Regions from separate parts of the Homo sapiens genome. Here regions 2 and 3 are each linked to region 1. A link is a contact called in ENCODE Hi-C or POLR2A ChIA-PET data. All regions are on one chromosome and are shown on one strand. Each heading gives the region's core, a stretch centred on a gene start or an enhancer-like site at or near the end of the contact. The rest is flanking DNA. Distances are from core to core; before and after follow the strand shown.

Region 1 (4,432 bases), core at 38-2,537:
TACCAACACACTATTTGTAAGAAAAAAAATCCGAGCAATATAGAAGTTATGTAAAATTGCAGGTTATGTTGGCCCTGTTGAGGAGAATAAACTCTTCAAAATCTTAGAGTAACCACCTTCATATGTGGGTCGTGCATACACCTGATATGAGAATTGTCCACACTTGAATTTAATTCTTTGGTATATCCCTTTTTCACCTTTTTTTGGAATTACTGAATGCAGTTAAGAAAATTGCTGAAGGTAGTTTAGCAAATCAACACAATGAAACTGGATTTCGCCAAGGAATAATCTGTGCTTCAGATGTTTTCCTGGTCACTCTCACCTCCTCCCTTCCTCATTCAGAGATCCTAGGTTTTCTCATTGAGACTAGGATGCTGTGTTTTCAAAAGGTGAATGTGAATGAGCAGCTCTGTTTCTAGAGTTTCACCTTTGACATGTAGCTCTGGGAACTCAGCAGGTCTTGAAGCTGCTTCTGTGGACAGAAGAACCCTCGTAGGGCAGGGACACTGGCTCAGGGGGCTCCCCCTTTCTCTGTCCCTCTAGGATGGGAATGTTCTGACCGCTCGGCTGTGAGTGGAGCTGCCCAAGTGGGGCCTTCAGATCACATACCTGTGGCCTGTGCCAGATCCCACAACAGCTACCAGGGAATTGGCTTCCTCCTTAGTCTGCACAAGCCAAGCACAGTTCTCACCTCTCCTAACCCAAGAGTCACCCATAGTCCATACTCAGAGGAGTGGACCCTCCTCTCCTGGGCGTTGGCCTCCCTTCTTGGGGTCAGCAGCTGGGGAAGGCCGGTGCTGAAGGTGCAGGTGCCTTTGTGTGAGCTAGACATGAAATTGGTGACAAGGAAGCTAGGGTGCAGCCCAGGATCCACCCCTGAATCTTACATTCTGAGCTTCATTTATGCTGTCTGTAAAGTGAAGAGAAAAACCCCACTTGTGCTCATAAAATAACAAGATTTCCCCACACGATTATTCAGAGGATAAATTAATGCAGGGAAAATGCACCATCCCAAAGGTAGAGTGCATTGCTGCACAGCAAGGAATGCAGTGCTGGGAACTACTGGGAGGTGGGTGGCATAGACTTACCCGCTCTCACAGGGTTTATGCTCCACCGTTTATGCTCTGTGGCACACAGCTGTAAGAACAACTGGCGGGAAGTGGTCGTGCACAGCCCCGGGCTGGGGAGAAGGGATAGAACTGGCTGACTCAGGACTGCAGCCACAGCATTGGCCTCATCAGCTGCAAACCTTCATCAGCTCAGCCAAGCAACTTGGAGTCCTCTGACTCAGATGTCAGGCTAAGAACTGAATGTCCTGGCCAGTAGCTGGCTGATGTAATTCCCTAGGGCTATCGGATTTAAAGGGCCGAGGTCTTCTGCTGGATAGAGCCCACATGGCCTGCTGTCCCCTGGGCCAAGTGTGGGCTGCCCGCTGGACCATGGAGATGACAGCCAGCGTGTGTCACCTGCCAGTCACAGTCCCCTGGATGGATCCAGCTCAGGCCTTCCTGCTATCTGGGGCCCCCTCTTCTTTGTAGAGGCTGGAGGCTGTGCACAGAGCTTGATTTATGATTTGTTTGGTTTGAAACACTGAGGTTGCTTTTGGGGTTGTGCAGAAGGAGCTGACATGGGTGAATGCCAAAACCCTTTCATCCATTGGCAGAATGCATAGGGGAGGTCAGTTTTGACAATTCCTTTTTTTTTCTTTATTTTTGAGATGGAGTCTTGCTCTGTGGCCCAGGCTGGAGTGGCACAATCTCAGCTCACTGCAACATCTGCCTCCTGGGTTCAAGTGATTCTCCTGCCTCAGCTTTCTGAGTAGCTGGGATCACAGGCACATGCCATCATGCCTGGCTAATTTTTGTATTTTTATTAGAGATGGGGTTTCACCATATTGGCCAGGCTGGTCTCAGACTCCTGACCTCAGATGATATGCCCGCCTCAGCCTCCCAGTGTGATGGAATTACAGGCGTAACCCACTGTGTCCGGCCAACATTTCCATTTTTATTGATGGTGTTATATTACTAACTGTTGGTGGTACCTTAACAATTAAGTCAGCACCCTTTTACCTACTTTCCCTCTCCTGCTACCATTTTCCTATCACCAGATATTTAGCATTCTCCAACTCCAAGCGGGACTGTTCTGAGATCCTGAGCTGACCTTATTCTATATATGATTAGAATAATCTAACATAATTCAGATAAGTTATTCACCCACCATCATTTGACAAAGAAAACAAATCAGAAGATGGTTTTCTTCCAATTGCTGCCTTAGGAAAGACATTTTCTTTTTATTGCATTTGAAATGATTTGCCAGTGAGGGTATTCAGATTGGTCTGCTTGGATGGATCAGTTGTCTGGCAGGTTTTACTGAGAAGATGGAATACAAAAAGTGGATAGTTGAAGTCAGTTAGGTTGCCGATGGGGAAGTGGGGAAACTGAGGACGAGGGTATGGGCTGAGTTGGGGAGGCCATCTCAAGGTGTGAGGAAGGGAATAGCACAGGGCAGGCAGCCAAAGCTGCATCCTGAGGTGCCAGCATAACTGAGAGAGGACGTGCAGCTGGAGGGGCAGCCAGGCCTGCCGCAAGTTCCTGGGAAGTCTCAGAAGGAAAGAGTCACTGACAGCAGGAAGCTGGAGGGGTGTGAGCCTGTCCCATCCCTCCCCACTGAGGCAGCCTTGCCTCAGGGCTAGGTGTGCCCCTGGTGCATGCAACTTCTCAAGCTCTGGCCGAGGGTCTCTGTGTCTGCCTGGTTCCTAGATGGGCCGTGCTATGCAGTGTGTGCTGTTAGTGGATCACATATGAGATGCAGAATGCAGAATGCAGAGGCATGCCCACAGCTCCATGCATCCCCATGGAAACCAGAGAAGCCCTTCAGAGTCCACTTCCTTTAGGGGTCTGTAAGTTCCCTTCTGCAGGAGTTGTAGGCCAACTGCAAGCTTAGAGAGAACACAGTCCTCCACAAAGCTGATAAAAGACATAAGGCGTTTCAAAGCTTTGACTCAGTTTAATCATCAGGATGAAAGCCCTCAGTTGGATTAAGGTCAAGTGTGTCCTGCGGACACGGATATCCACCCCAGGGCATGGGAGGCCAAAGGTCACAGAGCAGTGTGGACCTGAACCGAGGCTTAGGGGCTCATCACTTCCCCCAGAATCAGTCTCACCTGGTGCTTGCATAACCCCAGATGGATGCAGCAGTGAGCCAGGAAGAGCACAAGGCCTTAGGATTTGCAGAGTTTCTCCCTGAGGAGTCACTCAGTAATCATGGGATGTCCATGCCTGTAGCTCAGATCAGCGGTAAGGTTGAGAAAAACCTCAGATCACATCATAAGATAGGTGTAAATTTGAAGCTTGCTGTAGTCTGAACGTTTGTGTCCCCCGCAAAGCCCATTTGCTGAAATTCTAACCTAAGGTGATGGTATTGGAGGTGGGGCCTTCCAGTGGTAATGAGGTCAGCACAGTGGAGCCCTCCTGATTGGAACTGTGACTAATTAGTGCCCCTGAGAGTCTCACGCCTCATTGCACAATGAGCACCATGGATGGTGAGTGAACGGTGAATCCATGGATCCCTACAAATGCATATGCTGACCCTGACACCTACCCCACGGTACCCTGACACTGGTATCCACCCTGTGAGGTGAGGGTGGCTCGCGCCCTCTCTGTGGTCCTTCACCCTTCAACTCTTACTCTCCTGGGTGCCTAGGGCTGAGAGGCAGCAACCATGGAAGCCACATTTATTTCTCCCCTACTCAGTGCTGGGGTCCTGGCAAGCACATTGTAAATATTCCCTTGCTCATCCCTTGGGCCTATGGGTACTATTTCATCTCCATCTTCCTGGGAGGAGAGTGAGGCTTGGAGAAGTAGATAGGGCCCCTTGGCTGGGGAGCAACTGGAAGCAGGAGTTGAGCCCAGATCTGTCAAAATTGAGGGAGCATGCTACATCTGTGGCTCTCCCAGCTCCTGAATGAGGCAGCCCCTGCCCACAAGGCTGCTATGCATGGTTGGAAAACAGAACCCTGTTCATGAAGAAAGCAGGGGATGGTCTAAGATGGTGTAAAGTAAAGAACTTCACCTGGTGGTGGGGATGGAGTGGGGCAGGTAGAGGTCAGCGTGGACTGTGTGCAGACCTCCCCTTGGATGATGTTTGGGGGAGGACTTGAGAATGGATTAGCAAAGGGAACCAGGAAGGGAATTCCAGGTGGGTGGAAAGGGTGGTGTCACTGGAGAGAAATGCAGGTGAGTAACATGAGGCTGTCACACGATGGTCCCTTGGAGTTACACTTAGCCGCCAGGGTCAGGAGAGAAAACCAAGTGGTGCAGTGGCTTCCATTTTCCCTGGTGTGTCTGGGGCCAGCAGCACACACACTGCCCTCAGCTTTAGACCCTTTGAATGAGGGGGCCTTTTGGGGATTCAGCCATTAGTTCAGCAAATA
Region 2 (5,152 bases), core at 1,725-4,224, 180 kb before region 1:
AAAAAAACATTCTAAGAAAAATAATTAAGAAACCACCTGTAAATAGTAATCAGGAACAAGTGAGTGTAGCCTCAGCAGACTGAGAGGATCCTTGTGATTTTAGCTTTGTCTAACTATGTTATGCCCAGGATATATGTTTATTTTTGTCCCATTTTATGTCATCACAAACTTTGAATATGCTTTGGATGGCGATTCTGCCCATGTGGCCTGTGGGTCCTGGGAGTCGGAGTGGAGACTTCTGAGTCTCCATAGGCACCAGCACTGATTGGAGCCCTGCCACTGCCCATTAGCATAGGCCACGACTCTTTTGCAGATGTGTCTGTACATAATGAAAAACCAAAAAACGTATATTCTTACAAATTGTTAAATTCATCAGTTTGTTGATATGTGTTTTCTCAATTACTAGAGACTGAAAATGGTGGTTCCCCTTGTCTTTTGTGAGCTGGGTAGAGAGGAGAGGATGCCATTTTCAACAAAGGTTGGGAGAAGGAAGTTTCTCTTATAAACACTGAAAGCCAAGAGTTATGACTGTGTAGCTCTTTCTAGGTACAAGGATATTTATATGCATTTGCTGGACAGACTAATTCTAGGGATTTTATTTTCTGCCTCAAATCCTGCCTGTGTGTAGGAACCCGTGAAATAAAGCATTGATTCCATTTGTATTTTTATTTGGAGTTGTGGTTAGGTGGTTTGCTTTTGTGTTTGCTGAATATCTTTAAATACCATAAATATGATAGAGAAGAATACTCTAACCATATAATACCTGGTTTTCTTATTCTACTTACTTATGTCCAAACTCTATATATGGGAAATTAAGTGCATGTGACTAGAATACATGAGAATAGAAGATAAATTGTTGTTCAGAAAGCTGTTTCAGTAGAAGGTTAAGTTATATTTGCACAAAGTTTTAATTGGTTAGAAGTTAACAGAAATTGCTTGCCAAGTGAACATGGTCTAGTGGAAAACACTTTTGCAGCCTGACCTTCACTTCTTTTCTAGATAGAAATGTGTAAGGACTTTGGCTTTTGCACATGTGTTAGAGACTTTTCATGTAAAGTGCCATTTATCTGTTTCTTAGGGACTGAATCTGCTTTGACTTAATGATATACCCCCACCCCAGCTGTTTATGACTTAACAGGGTATATCTTCCATATGAAAATGGGGGAAGGGGGTAGTGGAGAAAGCTCTGAAGGCATCGCACACTGATGGAAGCTTGTGTAGGTCTGTGAAGAAGGGATCGTAATGGACACGTCCTAAACACATGGTGCAAATAACATGTCCTTATGTTGCCAAATCATTTAGTAAAGTGAATCCAGTGTCATCTTTAATCCCTAAACAATGTAAAGAAGACACTAGATGGTGCTGTAAACTAAGAAATGTATTGGTGAAGGTGGTGAGATGGTGCTAGAAGTTAAATCCTCTGTCCCCGGAGTTTCTCTGTCCTCTTTGCCTTTTCCTAGTCAGCACACCTAGCCTGCTGCATGGAAGACATTTACTCGTGATGATTTATAAGCCCGATGCAAATGTGTTTCGCTGAGTTTATATCTATTTTAAAACTAAGCCAGCCTCAGTTTGCTAATGACAGTGAAACTAGATGAGATGTGAATTTGAGATCAGACAAGCTACTCAAATATTTGGGGCAAAGTTAATACCCAGTTTTGGACTGGGTTATTTAAAGAAGGAAAATAACTATTAATAACATGATTGACAGCCATGTTGTTTGACCTATATTTGTGCAGAAAATACATTCTTATAAATCCGTCTGAAGTGAAATTTTATATATAAAATTATTTTTTTCTTCACCTTTCACTATTCCTCCCAGTGGGGCAGCCCCATGGAAAATATTTTGGCGTCAAGTTAACATTAAATAGACAATCTGAATATTCACTGCGAGAAGCATTTGTTTACTTGTTTCTCCCACTTCTGTTACGTGGCAGAAGGCCTTTCACAAATGGGTGATTATTGATCCACTTGGATTCATGGGACCAGACAAGAATTTTGCAGTTGACCACACCCACAGAGGTGGCACACAGAGTCCTTACTGAGGTAGACCAGCTGACAGAATAAACGCCATAGGGATGCTTGTAAGAACTCAGTGTGATTTCAGTCGTATCTTAATGTAGTAATTAAAAAAAAAATGGTGTAGAATATGAAAAATTGTCTTCTTTTGAATCAAACCTTTAAAACCCCTGTTTGGAAGATTTAACTGTCGCTCTTCGTTAGAATTTAGTGAAGCTTACAAGTCAGAGAACCATAATTGATTTTATTATCTAAACAGATAAAATGCTAATGAACCCCACAGGACATTTTACAGTTGTTTCTAAAGTATGGCATTTAAAATTTCTAAAAAGTTTTATTTTTGCTGTAATGGCTCTGGAAAGTATGAAGGTTTGAAACATCCAGATAGAGTGGTTGGATTCAGTTTATGAAGATTATAACCTATTGAGTTACCAGATTGACCTGGCTTTGTTGAAAATATTCATGATTGAATGTATTAAAGTAGAAAATAGTTGTACAAATAATCCACCTCAGAGGAGAGTAAAAGCATTTTGAGGATATGTGTTGTGTTTATATTTTGGCATCTGTTACCTTATATTTACTTTGAATAATGACAGAATTACTTTGCATTTGACCTAATTGCAGAGCTATGACCCAGGAATGATCTGGTTGACTGACAGAAGGCTTAGCAGGAAAAGGACAGGAGACCCCGGGGGCTGCTTGCCTGGGGAGCACAGCCAAGGGGCTGTTAGGAATGCATAGAGAGAAATAACTGCACATGAAAATTCCCCAGAGGGAATGAAAACATGTTATTTTCCTAGAAGAGAACAGTCTCAGAGTAGGAACTGTACCACTGTTTTTATTTCCAAAGCAGGATTAAAAGCCTGGCATTGAATTGGCAGAGTGGCCCCACAGCACACGTGTATGTGTGTGCAAGTGTGTGCATGTGTGTGGACATGTTCGCACGTGTGCACGTGTGTGGCATTGAGACCAACCTGCATCACCCAAGACTGACTATACTTAACAGTGAACTTTGTGTTTTGGCCAGTATTGACTTTTAGATGGCCCACTGAGATAGAAATATTGAGCTGTTAATACGGTAAGTTAAGAGTGGCGCTCGTGCTAATTGTTTTGCAGAGCTTCAATTAAGCAGCTATTCCCTGTCAGCTAAATAGGAGTGTAGGAGATGAGTGGGTGCGTGATGCATACGTTCTAGAACTTTCCTGAAGCCCCAGATTCGTGGTCTCCACTATAACTTTTCCTCAAGATGGATGCAGCAGTCTCAATAAATACAGAACTGAGGTCTTGTCTTTGGCAGGCAGAGTTCTCTGGACTGCAATTTTCGCTCCAGCAGTTGGCAGTGAGGCTCTCCTCTCCCTGAGGCCACAAGCCTTCTGGGCCTCGGGTAGCTCAGGCAGGTACATGCCTGCCCCTCCAGGGGTCCTGATTTTTTGCCAACCAACTCTTCCCCACCCCACCTCACCCCAGCTATGAGCAAGAGTTCGCCTGCTGACTCTGAGTGTTCTTCCTTGTGATTAATTATTGATTATGCAGTAATTATTAATTATTGATTCAGCACTTTGTCCTTTTAATATCTGGCCAGGATTAATATTTGACCACTCACAACCTGAACCATGGCAACATCTCTCTTCTTCCCTCCTTCCACACAGATCCTGGGCACACAGGGCCCTGCTTGCTGCGTCTCAGCTGCTGATTTCACCCAGTCCGCATCTTCGGATCCATCTGACCCCTGTTTTTCTAAGGCAACCTTCCTCTTCCAGCCTGATGCTCCCCAGCCCCTGCCCTCTCCCCTGGCCCTGGTTTGAATGTGGCCTCTGTTCTTCCAGCAAGGGCTGTGCTGGCCAGGCCTCAGTGATCTCATCGCTGCCATTTCAGCAGCCTCCCTTCTGTCCTCACCCCTCCCTTCTATCTGTCTGTCTTCACCAGGATCTTGAGCGTGATCTGGCTAAACCCTGCTCCTACTGTCCCACCCACTCCAGAAGCCCAAGCACTACCCCCGGGGGTGACCCTGCCCACTCCATACCCCCTCTGCACTACCGTGGTTGCCCAGGACTTCCCTCCCTCATTGTTGTTGTTTTGTTTCCTTATGTCTTGTCTTGTTATGCCCTTTAGCCTTGAGAGATGAGGGGAGCCCTTTAAAACAAAGGCCTTCCTAACCAGAGGGCAGAGTGCCCCTCTGAAGCTTCTGTGAGGAGCACACACCTGGTAGGAGAGAATGAGGGATGCAAAGCTTATTTTCAATACCGCTTATGTGACCTTGGGCAGGTGATTTAATTCTTCCAGGCCTATTTCCTCAGCTGTTAAGCCAGGTTAATAACGATCACTTTTTGTTATTTTGTAAGAAATAGATGAAATAGGGCTAATAAATAACATCTTCCTGTTTACTGTGTGCCAAGCTGTGTTATAAAGCAGATAATAACTAACCTAGTCCTTACAACCCCCCCCCCCCCCCGGTGGGGTGGACACTATTGCTAAGCTCATGTTAGAGTTGAGGACTCTTAAGAAATAGGAAGCCCACGTCCTGGGCCCTGGGCCCAGAGCTACTAGGAGCAGGGCAGGGTGAGCAAGTTTGCAAGTGCCGGTCTCTGCTTTCCTTCCTACCAATGTAGCCTTTGGTAGGAAGAGGGTCTTGCTGTCTGTGACCCTGTGTGTTAAGTGGGTGTAACTTGCAGCTATTCTGGGAGCAGAAGAGAGGACGAATTATGTGAGCTTCCATCATTATTTGCCATGATGTCAAAAAGCGAAAAATCTAAAAATGCAGAAGAAAGGAGTCAATATTATTAGAATGTATTGGGTTACACGTACAAAACTCACTCAAATTAGCTTAAGCACAACAACAACAAAATTATTGTATGGATGCAAGAATGTTTTACCAATCTTCCCTGAGCAGGAGTGCAGCCAGGCCTTAGGAAGCACCGGAAGCTGCACAGCCCTAGCTCCTGGCTCCCTTTCCCCGTCCCACCCCAACCCCTCCCCATCTCCATGTGCTGGGTTGTAGCCCTAGGTCTCTGTTTCTCTGGAGAAACAGACCCATTAAATAGGCTGTATACAGAGAGAGACACATGTGTTTTAGGAATTGGCTCATGACACTGTGGAGGCTAGCAAGTCCAAAATCTGCAGGGCAGGCTGGCAG
Region 3 (5,152 bases), core at 1,568-4,067, 130 kb before region 1:
TATCCATTTCCTCTAGGTTTTTTAGTTTGTGTGGATAGAGATGTTCATAATAATCTGTGATGATCTTTTGTATTTCTGTGGTATCAGTTGTAATGTCACCTTTTTCATTTCTGATTGTGCTCATGTGAATCTTCTTTTGTTCTTAGGTAAACTTGCTAGCTATCAATTTTATTTATCCTTTCAAAGAACCAACTTTTGATTTCATTGATCCTTTGTGGGTTTTTTTGTTTTGTTTTGTTTTTTGGGGTCTCAATAACACTTAGTTCTGCTCTGATCTTTATTTCATTTCTTCTGCTAGCTTTGGGTTTTGTTCTTGTTTTTTTAGTTCCTTGAGGTGTGACATTGGGTTGTTAATTTGAGAACTTTCTGTCTTTTTGATATAGACATTTAACACTATAAAACTTATTTCTTAGCACTGCTTTTGCTGTATTCCAGAGGTGTTGATATGTTGTGTCTCTATTTTCATTAAAAAAATTTCTTTTTCTGCCTTAAGTTCATTGTTTACCCAAAAGTCATTCAGGAGCACGTTTTTTAGTTTCCACGTATTTGTACAGTTTTGAGAGTTCCTTATGGTATTGATTTTTAATTTTATTACACTGTGGTCCAAGAAGATACTTGATATGGTTTTGATTTTTTAAAAAATTTATTGAAATGTGCTTTATGGCAAAGCATCTGGTCAATTTTGTTTGATGTGCAGATGAGAAAAATGTATATTCTGCAGGTGCTGGGTAGCATGTTCTATAAATGTTTATTATTTCCATTTGATCAGGTCTAGCTTAAGTTCAGAGTTTCTTTGTTGACTTTCTGCCTCAGTTACCTGTCTACTGTTGTCAGTGGGGTGTTGTAGCCCCCCACTATTATGGTATTGCTGTCATTCTCTTCTTTTAGGTGTAGTTGTATTTGTTTTATGAATGTGGGTGCTTTGGTGCTTGCACACGTATTTCCAAAATTTATGTCCTCTTGTATTGAATGCATTCTTATGATATAATGCCCTTCATTGTCTCTTTTTCTAAAACTGTTGTTAGCTTAAAGTCTGTTTTATCTGATATAAGAATGGCTACTCCTGCTCACATTTGTTTTCCATTGCATGATATATATTTTTCCACCCATTTACTTTGAGTCTGTAGGTGTCTTTAGCCGTTAGGTGGGTCTCTTGTAGGCAGCAGATGGCTGGGTCTTGTTTTTTTATCCAGTTTGCCAGTCCATGTCTTTTAAATGGAACATTTAGGCCATTTATGTTCAACATTAATATTGGTATTTGAAGTGTTATTCCTGTCATAGTGTTGTTAGCTGGTTTATTTGTAGTCTCAGTTGTGTAATTGCTTTATACAGTGAGCTTTGTCTACTTATGTATGCTGTTATGATGGTGAGTATCATCCTTTTGTTTCCATTTTTATAACTCCTTTGAGAATTTTTTTGTAGGATTTGTCTAGTAGTGGCAAATTCCCTCAGCATTGGCTTATCTGGGAAAGGCTTTATTTCTCCTTCATTTTTGAAGCTTAGTTTGGCAGAATATAAAATTCTTGACTTACGTTTCTTTTTTCTTAAAGGAGGCTAAAAATAGACCCCCAGTCTCTTCTGACTTGTAAGGTTTCTGCTGAGAAGTCCACTGTTAGTCTAATGGGATTTCCATTATAGGTGATTTGACACTTCTATCTAACTGCTTTTGAAATTTGTTCTTTCATGTTGACCTTGAATTAATCTGATGACCATTCTTTGGTGAATGTGCATCTTCTGTAGTATCTCTAATGGGTTCTCTGAATTTCTTGTATCTGCATATCTACATCTCTAGCAAGTTTGGGGAAATTTTCCTGAATTATTTCCCTTAAATATGTTTCCAAACTTATTTTTTTTCTTCTCCCTCAGGAATACCTATAAGTCCTAGGTTTAAATAATCTTACATTTCTCAAAGGCTTTATTCTTTTTTAAAAAATTGTTGTTTCTTCTTATCTGGGCTAATTCAAAAGACTAGTCTTCAAGCTCTGAAATTCTTCTGCTTGGTCTACTCTATTGTTGAAGCTTTCAACTGTTTTTTGAAATTCCTTTAGTGAACTTTTCATTTCCAAAAGTTGTTGTTGTTGTTTTGTTTGTTTTTAATATATCTATCTCATCTTTCATCTCCAGAATTACTCTTCTGGTTTTTTTGTGTTGGTTTTCAACTTTCTCTTGGCTCTCATTGAGCTTCCTTACACTTCATATCTTGAATTCTTTATCTGTCATTTCAAAGTTTTCATTGTGGTTAGGAGCCATTGCTAGAGGGCTAATGTGGATGTCACAACATTGTTTCTTCATGGAGCTGGAGTTCTTGTGTTGGTTTCTTCTCATCTGTAGAAGCGGTCACTACTTATTTTTGAATTTACTTTCATTTGCTTGGTATTTTTTCTTCCCTCCCCCACCTTGAGGATGTGACTGTTCTGTATGTTGGTTAAGTTCCTTTGTCTTGGCTTCTCTGTAGTTTTAGGGGGCCAAGGCTTTTATGAATTACTTGGTTATAGATAGCTTTAGTGTAGTGGTTTTCTCAAATGCTAGTTGTTTGTAGGTTGTAGTAACAGTGTGCTGGACCAGTGGTCAGACTCACTGTCTCCTACAGAGAAATGGGGAGGTGGAGGTTTCAGGAGGCTTATCTCATCCCCCACCGCTGTATACTGTCAGCAGGAATTACTTTGAGTTATGCAGTTCACCCTACAGGCCAGTAGGTGGCGCTTGCAGTTGAGAGGCAGTTGCAATAATAGCAGTGGAATTTTTGGCCTTTGTTGATGTGGGGAAATACCAGGGTTTCCCTGGCCATGGGCGGGATTCCCAGGGATCCCGTCCTGCACTCTGCCACCACCCTGGCTGGGGGCGGCAGAGCTGGGTATGGCTGGGTCTGGCAAGCCCGTGACCAGGCTCTCCAGGGCAGGTACAAGCACCAACCTTGGCGGGGGTCTAGGGACACCTCTCAGGCCACTGGGACAACCCTCTAGTGTGCAGCACAGTTGCCTTTCCTGCGCAACAGAGTCTCTTCAGTAGGAGGAGCAACTGGGATGCTTAGCCCAGCAGGTAGCCCTGGAGACTGCCAGCTCACACTCCCCCAACCCTGTGGTTCTCCCTCCAGCATCCAGCCCTAGCAACTGGCCCAACCAGCTAGGCTTCTCCCAAGTCATCCGCACTGCCCTGAGCTCCTGGTACTCAGGACCTCAGGACTCCCTGCAACGGAAACCAAGGCTATCAGGCCACACCCTTCTGGGTCTGGTCTCACTAAGGGTGGGGCACCCGGCTCCCATGCCACCCCTTGAACCTGCGCCACACTCTTTGCTGTGTTCAGACAGTGGGGGCTCCTCCAGTATTTGAAATCAGGCCACAAGTCTCATCTCCATAGCCCTGGGCAGTGTGCTGCGTCCTGGGGAGCTGAGACCAGGCCTCAGGGTCAAGCCTCAGCTGTGGTGGGGGACACTGAACTGCTCCCAGGCTAACAACAAAACACTTCAGGTGGGACAATGCAGGCTATTAAGCACATTTTTTTTAAGTAGGTTTGAGTCACTATAATTGAACAGGATTATTATGCGTGTTCTCTTTATGGTGAGTAGAGCCATATAATCATGTGTAGTGCTTCAGTTATCCCTTATATCAAGAAATAATATCATTAATTTAAAACAGAACTAAAAATAATGGCAGAATTACATTCCTTTTTGGTGAGATTAATTTAGCCTACCCTGGTTGGTTATGCCCTAGTCTGAAGTAAATGTAATTTACCCCAAACCTCCAGGCTTCAGGGTCTGCCCAATTTGAGGCCTTCAGGGCCACATGGAATCAAAAGCCTTTTTGTGTGAAGCCTTGGAGCCCACCTGGTACACGCTGGGTAGTGGGTTGCAGTGGAGAAGAAAGGCAAGCAGAGCCAGGGCGGGGAGCCCTGGTTAGATCCTGGCTCCAGTACTTTCCACCTCTGTGACATCGGGCAAGCTTTCTGCCTTCCAGAAATAGCTCCACCTCCTGTCAAAGGGGCAGAGACATGTGCGTGGAGTTAAGGCTTCCTTTGCCTTCCTGGCACAGCAGTCTTCCTGCTTTCTCCTCAAGGCCCCTCGGAGGCCAGGTAGGGTAGGGTAGGTCACCCAGAACAGGATTTCATCCACATGCACAACCTCATATCACGTCTTCGGGACCTTTTGCCTGCTTTGATAATTTCTCTTACCCTGTGAATGCCTCCACTTGGCCCTGTGATTACAACCTGGCTTCTCCAAAACATTTACCACGAGTATTTACCAGAGTTACTAAAAACTCCATTTTACATTACATCCTAAAAGAGCTTTTGAACTAAAAAGTATGCTAGATCATAATTAAGCACTGGGATGAAACTGGTCGCAAGAGCTGCTGGCCCAGAAGCCCTCAGATGTCTCGGTTTCTGTGTGAAGGTCTCAGGGTAGGTGTGGATCTCGGGTACTGTGGGTCAGTGTGTGCACCCTGGAGGCTGGGCCGTCTGTCCAGGGACATCTTATGCTGCAGAGGGCTCGAAGAGGACAAAGAGAGTGCCCCATTTGCTATTTTTACAAGGCGATTACTGCTGAGCCTTGAGCAAAGACTCACAGCCAGTCAGGAGGTCTTTTGGATGCAGTCATGAGATTCCCTGAGCCTGTAAGTTATCCAAGAGCAAGGTCTAAGACTGTGGCAGGAAGCAAGAGTGAGGGTCTGTGCTAAGATTGACAGCAAGGAGGGGCCTGAATGACTCCCACACACACAACAACCCCGTGGGGGCCACTGAGACAAAAAACCAGGTGCCCCAGAGTGGAGTTTGGGGCCGTGGAGATATAATGATCTACCTTCAACTCCAATTGTTCTTAAACTTCTTCCTTTAAGTTTGCAAAAAAAATTAAGCTCTTGCTTTTTTGTCTATGCAGTGAATATGTAAAAAGTGACAACAGAAAGTCTGGGAACAGTGGAACCTTCTATTAGCACTTCAGGGCTTTTATAACGGGATTCAGTGCCAAGCCAGCCAGAGGCCTGGGTAGCTTTGCAAACCATTCCTCCCCCAACTAACTCTAAAAAGACAGAGTTTCATGCTGTTGACATAATTATGCCCTCTTTAATATTGCCGTTTTATTTTTAAAAACAATTTGCTATTTAGGGGCTTTTTTGCAGTAGAGAGAAAGAAATTGAGGATTTGAGGGGTGGCTTTTCT

Evidence for each region. A loop is a pair of places that touch in the nucleus more often than their neighbours do. ChIA-PET counts read pairs that join two places held with the same protein, here RNA polymerase II (POLR2A). Pooled maps may share reads with other maps.
Region 2: a map of gastrocnemius medialis shows a loop between it and region 1 (4-fold over the local background). The contact joins two enhancer-like sites. A Hi-C loop is called at or near these places in 4 of 168 maps with a recorded cell type or tissue (Right ventricle myocardium inferior, gastrocnemius medialis and prostate gland) and 4 of 50 pooled maps. POLR2A ChIA-PET finds 5 or more read pairs at or near these places in 3 of 52 experiments (K562, SK-N-SH and activated CD8-positive, alpha-beta memory T cell).
Region 3: a loop to region 1 is called in a map of gastrocnemius medialis, with 6 times the contacts of the local background. The contact joins two enhancer-like sites. A Hi-C loop is called at or near these places in 1 of 168 maps with a recorded cell type or tissue (gastrocnemius medialis) and 3 of 50 pooled maps. POLR2A ChIA-PET finds 5 or more read pairs at or near these places in 1 of 52 experiments (RWPE1).

Annotation. Positions count from the first base shown.
Region 1 is chr7:50,499,351-50,503,782 of GRCh38, reverse strand. The region is part of intron 7 of DDC (dopa decarboxylase); the gene reads left to right. Among named protein-coding and RNA genes, the nearest start is that of DDC-AS1, 30 kb to the left of the region's middle. RefSeq lists enhancers at 901-1,400, 1,138-1,432, 1,401-1,902. Within about 2 kb of position 1,287, at least 16 of the 41 ENCODE cell types and tissues checked have a DNase peak (open chromatin) inside an H3K27ac peak, as active enhancers do; they include gastrocnemius medialis, where a contact is called at or near this core.
Region 2 is chr7:50,675,655-50,680,806 of GRCh38, reverse strand. All of the region lies in intron 5 of GRB10 (growth factor receptor bound protein 10), which reads left to right. Among named protein-coding and RNA genes, the nearest start is that of GRB10, 100 kb to the left of the region's middle. Within about 2 kb of position 2,974, at least 5 of the 41 ENCODE cell types and tissues checked have a DNase peak (open chromatin) inside an H3K27ac peak, as active enhancers do; they include gastrocnemius medialis, where a contact is called at or near this core.
Region 3 is chr7:50,630,641-50,635,792 of GRCh38, reverse strand. The region is part of intron 7 of GRB10 (growth factor receptor bound protein 10); the gene reads left to right. Among named protein-coding and RNA genes, the nearest start is that of DDC, 68 kb to the right of the region's middle. Within about 2 kb of position 2,817, at least 3 of the 41 ENCODE cell types and tissues checked have a DNase peak (open chromatin) inside an H3K27ac peak, as active enhancers do; they include gastrocnemius medialis, where a contact is called at or near this core.